3 separate regions of the Homo sapiens genome follow, and regions 2 and 3 are each linked to region 1. The links are chromatin loops, found by intact Hi-C in ENCODE. Cell type or tissue: GM12878. All regions are shown on one strand. Links, peaks and the distances in the headings refer to the core of each region. The heading gives the core; the rest is flanking DNA.

The links. Peaks named below come from ENCODE experiments on the same cell type or tissue, not always from the same donor. Only the 100,000 strongest peaks of a DNase experiment are listed, where the experiment ranks them.
Region 2: it touches region 1 in a loop (6-fold over the local background); 3 of 110 quality-filtered maps call a loop at or near these places.
Region 3: a loop joins it to region 1, with 6 times the contacts of the local background. A loop is called at or near these places in 7 of 110 quality-filtered maps.

The regions. Positions count from the first base shown.
Region 1 is chr12:92,985,724-92,989,306 of GRCh38, reverse strand. No RefSeq gene overlaps it. Among named protein-coding and RNA genes, the nearest start is that of LINC02413, 3.2 kb to the left of the region's middle. RefSeq lists an enhancer at 1,018-1,067. In GM12878, for the core only: a CTCF peak has its summit at 1,812 (motif pointing left); DNase peaks (open chromatin) are centred at 1,176 and 1,776; H3K4me3 peaks cover 892 bases; H3K27ac peaks cover 1,996 bases.
Region 2 is chr12:93,165,706-93,169,288 of GRCh38, reverse strand. The region is part of intron 3 of LOC643339 (a long non-coding RNA gene); the gene reads left to right. Among named protein-coding and RNA genes, the nearest start is that of LINC02412, 6.9 kb to the left of the region's middle. RefSeq lists an enhancer at 1,049-1,598. In GM12878, for the core only: no CTCF peak of the experiment used is centred there; DNase peaks (open chromatin) are centred at 1,288 and 2,188; H3K4me3 peaks cover 1,787 bases; H3K27ac peaks cover 2,500 bases.
Region 3 is chr12:93,567,512-93,571,094 of GRCh38, reverse strand. All of the region lies in intron 1 of SOCS2-AS1 (SOCS2 antisense RNA 1), which reads left to right. It also overlaps a transcript of SOCS2 not described here. Among named protein-coding and RNA genes, the nearest start is that of SOCS2-AS1, 2.1 kb to the left of the region's middle. RefSeq lists silencers at 354-543, 604-653. In GM12878, for the core only: CTCF peaks have their summits at 737 and 1,346; no DNase peak of the experiment used is centred there; H3K4me3 peaks cover 1,361 bases.

The sequences.
Region 1 (3,583 bases), core at 371-2,870:
TTGGCTTTATGTTAACCCTAACCCCTGGCAGAGAGTGCACAGTTCTCTCTCATATAGTTGTTATGAGGTCCAAATAAAATAGTGTATAAAGTAGCTCCCAGTAAGAACTGAATCATTATTACTTCTCCCTTTTTAGTTGCTGAAATTCAGGTTTGTGAGCTTACGTTGACTTTTAAGCATCTAAATAGATTTTCCATTTTACATAGATGAATAATGATTAAAAATAGCAAAAGTAGGATTAGATGAACACCTGGGATGAAGCAAATCCTTAAAGGAAAATAATATGATCTCAGGATCTTGAAAACATGTTTGCAAGATACATTTTTCCTTGAGATTAAAATCTTAGACTTTTGTTATCTCTTCCAAATGAACCATTTAATCAATGAGACAGTTTATTGGACAAATAGATGTTTTCCTTGCACTGTGCCAAAAAACAGATTTGATTGATTTTACAATTAAATTGAGGGAAGTGGCTGATAGTTTTTGCAAACTCATTCCTTGCCCTTTATTGATTTTTGTTTAAAGTTTAGCCATTGAACATTACAATAAAGTAACTAAGCAAGCCACCTTGAACTGACAAAACAAGGGCACTCACTAAGTGAAAACACCACACATAATGATAAGACCTGTCAGAGCACTTATGGATTCTGCATCTGATCACTGGAATATGACGTCTAGAGTACTAGGATTAAGAATCTCAGCCTTGAAGTTAAAAAAAAAAAAAAAAAAAGGACTCTTAACCTTTTCCTGGCACAGTGGCTCATGCCTGTAATTCCAACACTTTGGGAGGCCAAGGCTGGAGGACTGCTTGAGGCCTGGAGTTTAAGACCAGGCTGGGCAACATAGTGAGACCCCTCCCCTTCCCATCTCTACAAAATAATAAATAAATAAATAAATAAATAAATAAATAAATAAATAAATAAATAAAAGAATCCCAGCCTTGAGGTTAGCTTTGGACTATCAAAGCTGCCTCAACTATTGCTCATTTAGAGAGCTCAAAAGCTTTTTTAAGAACTCGCTTATTTGTTTCATTTCCTCTTCTGAAGATTTTTTTTGCAGATCCAGACTTTGAAGAGGCTCCTCCCTCCTGCCAGGCTCACTTGCCCTTGTCCTTGCTGTGACAAATTACATATTTCAAAACTCTCAAGTAGTGCCCCGCTTCTGTCCCAACGCTACCACCACCATGCATATCCCTTGCTGAACTCTGAAACCAAGACTCAGTTTCAGGAAACACAGCTGTCAGAACACTCCTCCAGTTACAGAGTCTACAGGCATCTCACACTAGGTCTCCAGGTCCCCATGTCCCAGCATGAAGTGGGGGTGGAATGTGGCAGAGGCCTGTCACCTCTCCTCCCTCCAGGGCTGGCAACAACTTCCCCCGACCTGGGTCTTCTGTTTCACAACAGATTCAGTCTTTTCAACTTCTGGATGCCTCTCTTGGTAGCTCACACCTGCAATCCAAGCACTCTGAGGGGCAGAGGATCCTTTGAGCCTCCGAGTTCAAAATCAGGCCAGTCAACATAGTGATACCCCTTCTCTATCAAAAATAAGAACTAAAAAAACTTTTTAAATGGATGCTTCTCTTAGCTTAGCTTCTCTTTGCATTTGAAAAATGATGCCAATTCTTTTCCTCAGGGGACGTCTTTGAATGCCTCTGGCACTTTCACAGATTCCTCCTTTTTTTTTTTTTATGAAGCAAAATGTGGCAATTTAGACGTTTCATTAGTTGTTACTAAGCTGTGTCTCTGCTTGTTTTGTAAACTCTTTCCCAGACCCAGTGGAAAAGCGCATGCACTTCTTTTACTTTTTTGAAGAGAACTAGCACCCTCTGTAGGCCAATCTTGTTTATTAATAGTTTCTAGTGCCAGTGCCTAAGGCAAAAAAATTGCATTTGTCAAACCTATCTATGAAAATCCCTTAAATTATCAGGAAGCATAAAAACCAAGAATTAGTTTCTTTTGTTTCTGTTTTGGTCAGTGTCTCCCTTTTTTGGAGTAGTGGATTTCAACAGGGGAGGGAAGCTTAAATAAAAAGAGAGTCTTTTTCTCTACCTCTCTTTTTGTCTTTTCTGCCACGTGCTTATGTGGAGAAGCTTGTATTCTTCAATTTCCATATAATATATTCATTCACTCAGAAATGTTTATTGAGTCAACTACCTACCAAGCACAATACAGATTCTGATACAGAGAGATCCCTGCTCTCATGGAGCTTACATTCTAATAAGGAAAGAAGATTACCAGCTAGATTTCAAGAAATGCTTCTTCGGAGAATAATAGATACTCTGAGCATAATAAAATGAGAATGGTGTAGAGAGTGATAGGGCAGTGGGGTAAGCTGTATTAAATAGAATAGTCATGGTGGGCCTCCAGAAGGAGGTGATTTTTGGCAGAGATTTGAATGGAGAGGAGCCGGATTCATAAATTCTGTGCTGGGGTGTGACCACAGCAGTCTGGCTTGCCAAATCTACTCCTAATCTCTACATTTACTGCCTCCCACATGTTGTATTTTGGCTACACCTCATTAGTCCCCAAAAAGTAGATTACGAGGTGGGAGGATCACTTAAGGCCAGGAATTTGAGACTAGCCTGGGCAATATAGTGAGACTCCATCTCTAATTTATGAAAGAGAGAGAGAGAGAGAAAGCAAAAAAAAAAAAAAAAAAAAAAAAGGCTGGACATGGTGGCTTCACCTGTGATCCCAACATTTTAGCAGGGGCAAGGCAGGAGGATTGCTTAAGACCAGGAGTTAAAGAACAGCCTAGGCAACATAGTCATACTCTGTCTCTATTATTTATTTATTTATTTTTTGAGATAGAGTCTCGCTCTGTCACCCAGGCTAGAGTGCAATGGTGTGATCTCGGCTCACTGCAACCTCTGCTTCCCGAGTTCAAGCGGTTCTCCTGCCTCAGCCTCCTGAGTAGCTGGGACTACAGGCATGTGCCACCATGCCCAGCTAATTTTTGTATTTTCAGTAGAGACAGGGTTTTGTCATGTCGTCCAGGCTGGTCTTGAACTTCTGACCTCGTCATCTGCCTGCCTCAGCCTCCCAAAGTGCTGGGATTACAGGCATGAGCCACCGCACCTAGCCTCTGTCTCTATTTTATTTAAAAAAAAAAAAAAGAGAGAGAGAGAGATACTAGGTACAATGACTCATGCCTATAATCCTAGCACTTTGGGAAACCAAGGCAAGAGGATCACTTGAGCTCAGAAGTTCAAGCTCAGCCTGGACAACCTAGTGAGACCCCATCTCTATTTTTTTTCAAACTAAAATAAAGAAAATTTTAAAAAAGAAGAAAGAAATTTGTTGTAAGCAAATATTGACAATATTTATTAGAACGTGCTCTGTCTCCCATATACACCAATAAGCCCATAGAGAAATCCAGTCCTGAAACATAAATGGAATATTGCTTTCTGAGAGATACATCAGATGTTTTTTTGTTGTTGTTGTTATTTTTGGTTTTTGGTTTTTGTTTTTTTTTTTTTTTTGAGATGGAGTCTTGCTCTGTCGCCCAGGTTGGAGTGCAATGGTGCCATCTTGGATCACTGCAACCTTTGCCTCTCGAGTTCAAGCAATTCTCCTGCCTC
Region 2 (3,583 bases), core at 325-2,824, 180 kb before region 1:
AAGTGCTGGGATTACAGGTGTTTACCACCACACTGGCAGAATTTTATTTCTTAAAATGATTTTTGCTGTTTTTTCCTTTATCTTATATTGCCTAAGGGCTTTCTTTTTTTTTTTTTTTTAATATTTTTAAGTAAACAGGGTCTCAAGCCTTCAGCCACCCCTTCATCTCTTATATTTCCCTCCAGTGAAATCATAGTACTATGCACAGGCCTGGGTCTCCTTGTCTTTCAACAACTTTGGCTTCCACTGGGGTCTTGAAATCCCTCCGCCATCAATATACAATAAGAAATCCAGCTTTTCCACTCCAGCTGGCAGCTTTTCTGCTACACAGATTAGCTTTTTCATGAACAAAAACTGGCACATCTGATCTATTGGAATTTTATGGCTGCTTAATGGAATTTATTGAAGGCAGCTCAGCAAAGTAGTGTTGCTATGTCTAGTCATGCCTCAGGAAGTGTCTGTACTTAAACCCCAATATGAAAAAGCATTCAAATCCCAGCACTTTGGGAGGCTGAGGCAGGAGGATCGTGGGGGTCGGGAGTTTGAGACCAGCCTGACCAACATGGAGAAACCCCGTCTCTATTAAAAATACAAAACTAGCCGGGCGTGGTGGTGCATGCCTGTAATTCCAGCTACTTGGGAGGCTGAGGCAGGAGAAGAACTTGAACCCGGGAGGCAGAGGTTGCAGTAAGCCGAGATCGCGCCATTGCACTCCAGTCTGGGCAACAAAAGTGAAACTCCATCTCAAAAATAAATAAATACATACATACATAAAATAAAAAAATAAAAAATAAATAAAAGGCCCCCTTGCTTGAACAACGTCCCCTGCAGATACTTTCTGGGCACAAGGGACGCCGTAAGGGCTCCACTTTGCTTATCTCCGCGCGAATCTTTTACTCATCCTGACACGGGCTAGTTCTAATTGATAATCCGTCTTGCTTCCTGGGAATCCCCGAGGAATTTTTAAGAGAAAAATGCAACTTGTTTTGTGAACGGAAAAACAAGTTTGGCTAAGAGTAAACAAATAATAATGAAAGAAAAGCTCATGAGAAAAATAAAAATGAAACAAAAGCACTCTTTCTTTCCTTTAGGGCAGTGCAGGGGACGGAAGGACAGTGGGAGAGGGTGGGAAACGCAGAGGAGGCGGCTGAGTTTATTTTTAACATCAAGTTAAAGACATACTCTGTGTTCTTTCCTTTTAAAAATAGGCTTTTAACGTCTTGAAGCATTTTGACTATTCTGCCTGTGAGGTAAAACCCCTTTTGTGGCTGGCAACTCCCACTGGGTCTTTTCCCATCATTAAAGGCTTACTGGCCAAGTAGTTAGAGCGTTGGAAAAACCCCAGCACTTTTCTTCAAAGGTTCCTCATTAGCATATGCACACAGCTTCTGTGCGCAGAGAGGCTTAGAAACCCTGGCTGCTTACCTGGAGCTTGAGCTTCCTTGCATTTTTCAGAACTGATGGTTAGGGGAAAATCCTCTTTTTAAAATAGTTTGGATTCATGAAATAGTGGAGACAGTCTTTTTTCAGTCCACTGCAAAATTTATTAGTTGAGTTTATGAATAACGCAACATACCGACACCTATAAAATTTGATATGGGTGAACAGATATGGTAATAGCTAATCTCTAACACTTTTTGAAGGCTTCCTATGGGCCAGATACTGTCTATATGCATTTAATGCTCTGAACAGTGCTCTCAGGGTACATAATATTATCATCCCATTTTACAGATGAAGAAACTTGAACTCAAGGCTATTAAATAACAAACTCAGTGAGTGAGTTTGGGGGAAGAGATTCAAACTCAGGCAAGACAGTCAGTTCAGGTCCACTGCTAGCCCATACCATAAGTACATAATTAGAAAAGAAGTCCCTACTTTAAGATATTTTTGCTTCCATCTTTTGGAAAGTTATCAAAAATACCAATTTTGTTAGAAGAAGACATTTTGCTGCCACTTACAAGACTGTTGTCACAATAAATATATAGATCTGCAATGTGTTGATGAGGTGAAGCATGCCCCCTTAGATGTGACAAACTTGTGCAGTGCACAGCCTGCACAAAGGTCCATGACAGCTGTTCGGTACACGTACACATGCAAACACACATGTACGCTTCCACAGAAGAAAAAAAAGGCTGTTTTAGTTTAGTCTTTTGGTCTTTTAGAGGTAACCAGGCTGATCTGACTTCAGGAACAGCTCTTCTATGTGGCTCAGTCTAGAATGAGTATAGATCATATAAAAGGGTCTGAAACTGGTTGTATTTGTACATAGTTCAAAAATATCCTACTCTTACTTCCTCTTTGCTTCTCCTCTGGGGAATAAACACTCAATAAACATTTTACACAGGAAGTTCCGTGTACATAGGTGTGTTAAAGGATGAGGATAAAATAAATAGAATAGTTCACAAAACTGGGGAGATTAAACTTTTATTACAGAAAATTTCAAACATATACTGAAGTAGAACAAAAAGTATAATGAACCCCACTTTCCTCCATGAACCTAACATCCAGCTGTAAAAATCATCGACTGATGGCCATTCCTGCTTCGTCTGGATTTCCACTCGCTCTCCTCCATATTGAAGCAATTCCTAGACACATCATTTTAGCCAAAAATATTTCAGTACATTTCTCTTCAAGATATGAAATCTTTTCAAAATATAACCACAATACCATTATTACATCTAAACAGAAATAATAAAAAGTCTTTAATATCATCATATAGCCAGTGTTCAAAATTTTAACTGTCTCTCAAATGTCCCAAATTTTCTTTTTTCATTTGTCTGTTTTTACCTTGTGTTTTTTGAAATGGGAACCAACTAAGTTCAAACATCCCATTGGTTGTTACGTTTCTTAAGTCTCTTTTAATGTACAAGTTCTCCCTTCATCTTCCTTCATCTCTCTCTCTCTCTTTTTTCTTTTTTTCCAGAGTCTGCATTTTGCTGATGGCATCCAAGTAATGTTTAACGTGGTTCTCTGCTGCAGAATCCTTTCTGTATCTGTATATTCTTTTAAGGTGCTTGGGTGAATTTGATCCATAGCCAGGCTTGGAAAATACTGGAGAAGTTGTGTTTCTGCTTCTGGATTTCTTAATGTCTTTTATCTTTTTTTTTAATTTCATTTTTCTATTTCTTTCTTTTTTTTTTTTTTTTTGAGATGGAGTCTCGCTCTGTCACTCAGGCTGGAGTGCAGTGGTGTGATCTTGGCTCACTGCAAGCTCCGCCTCCCAGGTTCATGCCATTTTTCTATTTCTTAAATCCTCTATAGGAAATAAGGATTTCTTAATGTCTGGGTTGAAAAAACAAAACTCAGAGGAACCTGAGTACAATCATAAAAGTACATGTCCACCACCTGTTGACAGACGATGAATGTTGGCTTGAATATAGAGGGCATCTAGAATCCCTGGGGCAACTAAGGGGGCTGCAGGGGAACAACTTCTCAGCCAGGCTTGAGATGGGCAACAGAGCTGAATTAGCAGTGCTGGAAAAAAAAAGAGGACCTTCCAGCTGGGGGATTTGGTCTCACTTGAGGCCCTGTGGGAACTAGTAACCAGCAGGTGAATTGTTAATTAGCAGGCAAAGCCTGGCCT
Region 3 (3,583 bases), core at 325-2,824, 580 kb before region 1:
GGGGAAGCCCAAGGCCCGCCAGCCGCGGCGGCTGCGACGAGACTTGGCAAGAGTTAAACGTCGGTCCCAGGAGCAGCGAGTGCGCGCGACTTCCCAGACCGACGCGCCTCCCTTGCTCCCCGCCTCCCTCCCCAGTCAGCGCTCCGCTCGCGCCCCGCCCGGCTGCTGCGGAGGCGGCTTTCCAGGAACTTTCCAGGAATCGGCCTCACGTGACCGCGGGCCCCGCTACTGCTTTAAAGAGGCTCGGTCGCAATACACAGGCTTCAGGGAAGACCGGGTGAGAGCGCTCGGGTGCAGGGCGGGCGGTGTGCACGCCGGGGTCGGCCTGCCTCTGGCCCCACACCCCGGGGTGCTCGGGCGCAAGCTAGAGATCTCCCCGGCCACCGGCTACAGCCAACCCCGTTTCGGCGGCCGGAGCCTGCCCCCTACCCGGGCCAGCTGAGCGCCCGGGTTCAGGGAAGGATAGCGATCCTTGGCCCTTGGCCTGCCACGGGGGTGGGTTCCTCTAAACATCCCGGCGGCGCCCCCTCGATGCGACCCTCCTGGCCGCACTTTTGCGGGGGGTGGGCGTGCAGGAGCGACTGTGGGTCCTCGGAAACCAGACTCTCCGGCTCTAAGACACATCGATGGCGTGGGGACGCCGTGCTCGTCCCGGTGCCCACGGCCGGGGACCGGAGGCGGTCCCCTTGATCAGGTCCTGGAAGGCAGCGAGCGGGAGAGCAGCGCCTCCTTAAGCGGCGCCGGCCGTCCTTAGTCCCCTCCCCCTGGCGCTCCGGCTCCTTGTCACCCGCACCCACCCGGCTCCTCCCTTCCTCCTCCCCTCTGCTCCAACGTCTCCGGTAGACCCGGCGGCCCGCCCGGGTCACCTGCGCCGGCTGCTAAGGGGGCGCCCTTACCTGCGCGCCCGGAAGGGGCTTGGTGACTGGCCTCGGTTCCCTCAGTCCGGAGAGTGTCTCTGCCATTCCCTGCAGGGCTGACGCCCCAGGGCTGGGATTCGGAAGGATCTCGGCACCTCTACCCTACCTGGGATTCTCACCTCCAACCCCGTTGGAGGCCCCCTGGCCTTAGTGGAAACTCATCTCCTTGTCTGCGCACCCGCCCCCGAAATATGACCTACTTGAAATGTGACCTACTTTTTAAAAGAAACCCTTAACAATCACGGGAAAACCGGATCCAAAATTTCGATAAGCATTTTTCTTTGAAATACTATTCTATTGCATCACTGCTCGAAAGCTTGAAAGGTCAATGGCCACTTTTAGTTGAGGCCGCGGCTATGGGAAGTTGGGCGAGGAAGGGGGAGGGGTGGGAGGGAGGCGCGTCTTGCAAACTTTGCCTGGTGCCCCCCCTGCCGGCTCTGGGAGGAAACGGGAACCAGCTCCCAACCTTGGGGTCTGCAGCCGGGGACCAATGGTTTTCTCAATAATTTTCCTGCTTTTGAGTACATAATTCTATGCAGATGATAAGCAGATGAGTCGGGGAGGGGGGCATTTCCCAGCTAACAAAGAGCTTTGTTAACGCTGGAGCCGTGTGCCCTTAATCATGTTTCGTTTTTTAGAAAGAGCCTTTTATAGTGTGGGCGGAGCTAACTGAACCCTAGTTAAAATCCTCTACAAAGTAGTTGAATAATTTTGCACAAGGCACTTACCCTCTTTGGACCTCTGGCCCTTTTTATAACATGAAGGGCTAGATTCGGGTTCTGGGTGAGGGACTGGGATAAAGGAACAAATCAGATTCCATGTGAAGCCTGTGTACAGTCTGAGGCCCCAAGCCTTTTAAGAACCACTATGTCTACTAGGGTTAACTGCCCTCTAAATTGTCCTAATATGGCTTCTTATTCCTTGATGGAGAATCCTAGAGGAAGGGTGTACCCACACTTTAGCTTAAATAAAAAGGTATTTATTCCTAAAACTGACGGAGGGCGGGGAGGGAGCATGACCAAGTCTCCCTCTGTCGCCCAGGCTGGAGTGCAGGGCGTGATCTCAGCTCACTGCAACCTCCGCCTCCCAGGTTCAAGCAATTCTCCTGCCTCAGCCTCCCGAGAAGCTGGGATTACAGGCGCCCACCACCACGCCCGGCTAGTTTTTGTATTTTTAGTAGAGACGGGGTTTCGCCCTGTTGGTCAGGCTGGTCTCGAACTCCTGGGTTCAACCGATCCTCCTGCCTCGGCCTCTCAAAGTGCCGGGTTTACAGGCGTGAGCCACCCCTCCTGGCCCTAACATTTTTATACAGTAAGTTTAATATTTACTTGATAGTGGGTTGAAATGAATCTTCCAGCAACTCCTTTTTTATGTGCTTTCCTGTTGCCTTGGTGCATGCTGTTCCCTCTTCCTAGAATGCTCCAACCCTGATGGCTGCATCATACTTGATTAAAAGAATCCTGGCCGGGCGCGGTGGCTCACGCCTGTAATCCCAGCACTTTGGGAGGTTGAGGCGGGTGGATCACTTGAGGTCAGGAGTTCAAGACCAGCCTGGCCAACATGGTGAAACACCGTCTTTACTAAAAATACAAAAATTAGCCGGGTGTGGTGGTGCATGCCTGTAATCCCAGCTACTAGGGAGACTGAGGCAGGAGAATCGCTTGAACCCGGGAGGTGGAGGTTGCAGTGAGCCGAGACGGTGCCACTGCACTCCAGCCTGTTTACCTCTCTGACCTCATTTCCTCCTGCTCTGTTCTTTGATCACTCTGTTCAAGTTACACTGGACTCCTTGCTAATTCTAGAACTCATTAGCCTTGCCCCTGCTTCAGGGTCTTTGTATTTGCTGTCTCCTCTACCTCTCATGCTCTCCTTTTAGATAGCTGCAAGGTTTACTCCCTCACTTCCTCAAATCTTTATTTAATGCCGCTTTCTTAGTGAGACCTTGCCTGTTGGCTCACTCAGAATTGACCTTCCCCCTGCACATTTCTCTTTCCTCCCTGCTCTAGTTTTTTCCTTAATCATGTTCACCATCTAACCTAGTTTATGTCTTATTTCTCCAGCTTACTTTCTCCCCAACTCTGCTTCATGTATTTGTACTTGCATTGTTCACAGCTGTAGTTCAGCACCTTGAACATAGTTCTTAGCATGTAGTAGGCATCCAATATAATCATTGAATGAATGGATGGATGAATGAATGGATGGATGAATGAATGAATGCATTAGCACCATGGCTTTAAAGTTAAGCTGTCCAGGTATGAATCCTCACTCTGCCACCACTTGCTACATATGTGATCTTTGGCAATTTATTTAGCCTCTTCTGGAGATGATCATGGTCCCTACCTTACAGGGCTGTTGTGAGAATTAATTGAGCTAATCTATGAAAAGTGCTTTGGAACTTAGCAAATACTTAATAACAATTAGCTGTTATTTCAACTGTCATCCTTTTACTCTCGGTGAGTTTGGATTTTTCTGTCTATGGATAAGATTGTCTTACATTTGCCTATGTAAAATTCAATGGTCACCTCCACCCCCACCAAACCTCCCATCCTGTGGCTTCCAGAGAACTTCATGTAGTTGGTTCCCTGGAGCGCCCTTTCGGCTTTAAAATTTACAGGTTTCCAAAGTGATTCCATTTGTTCCTAGATTTTCAGACCATATCTATTCAG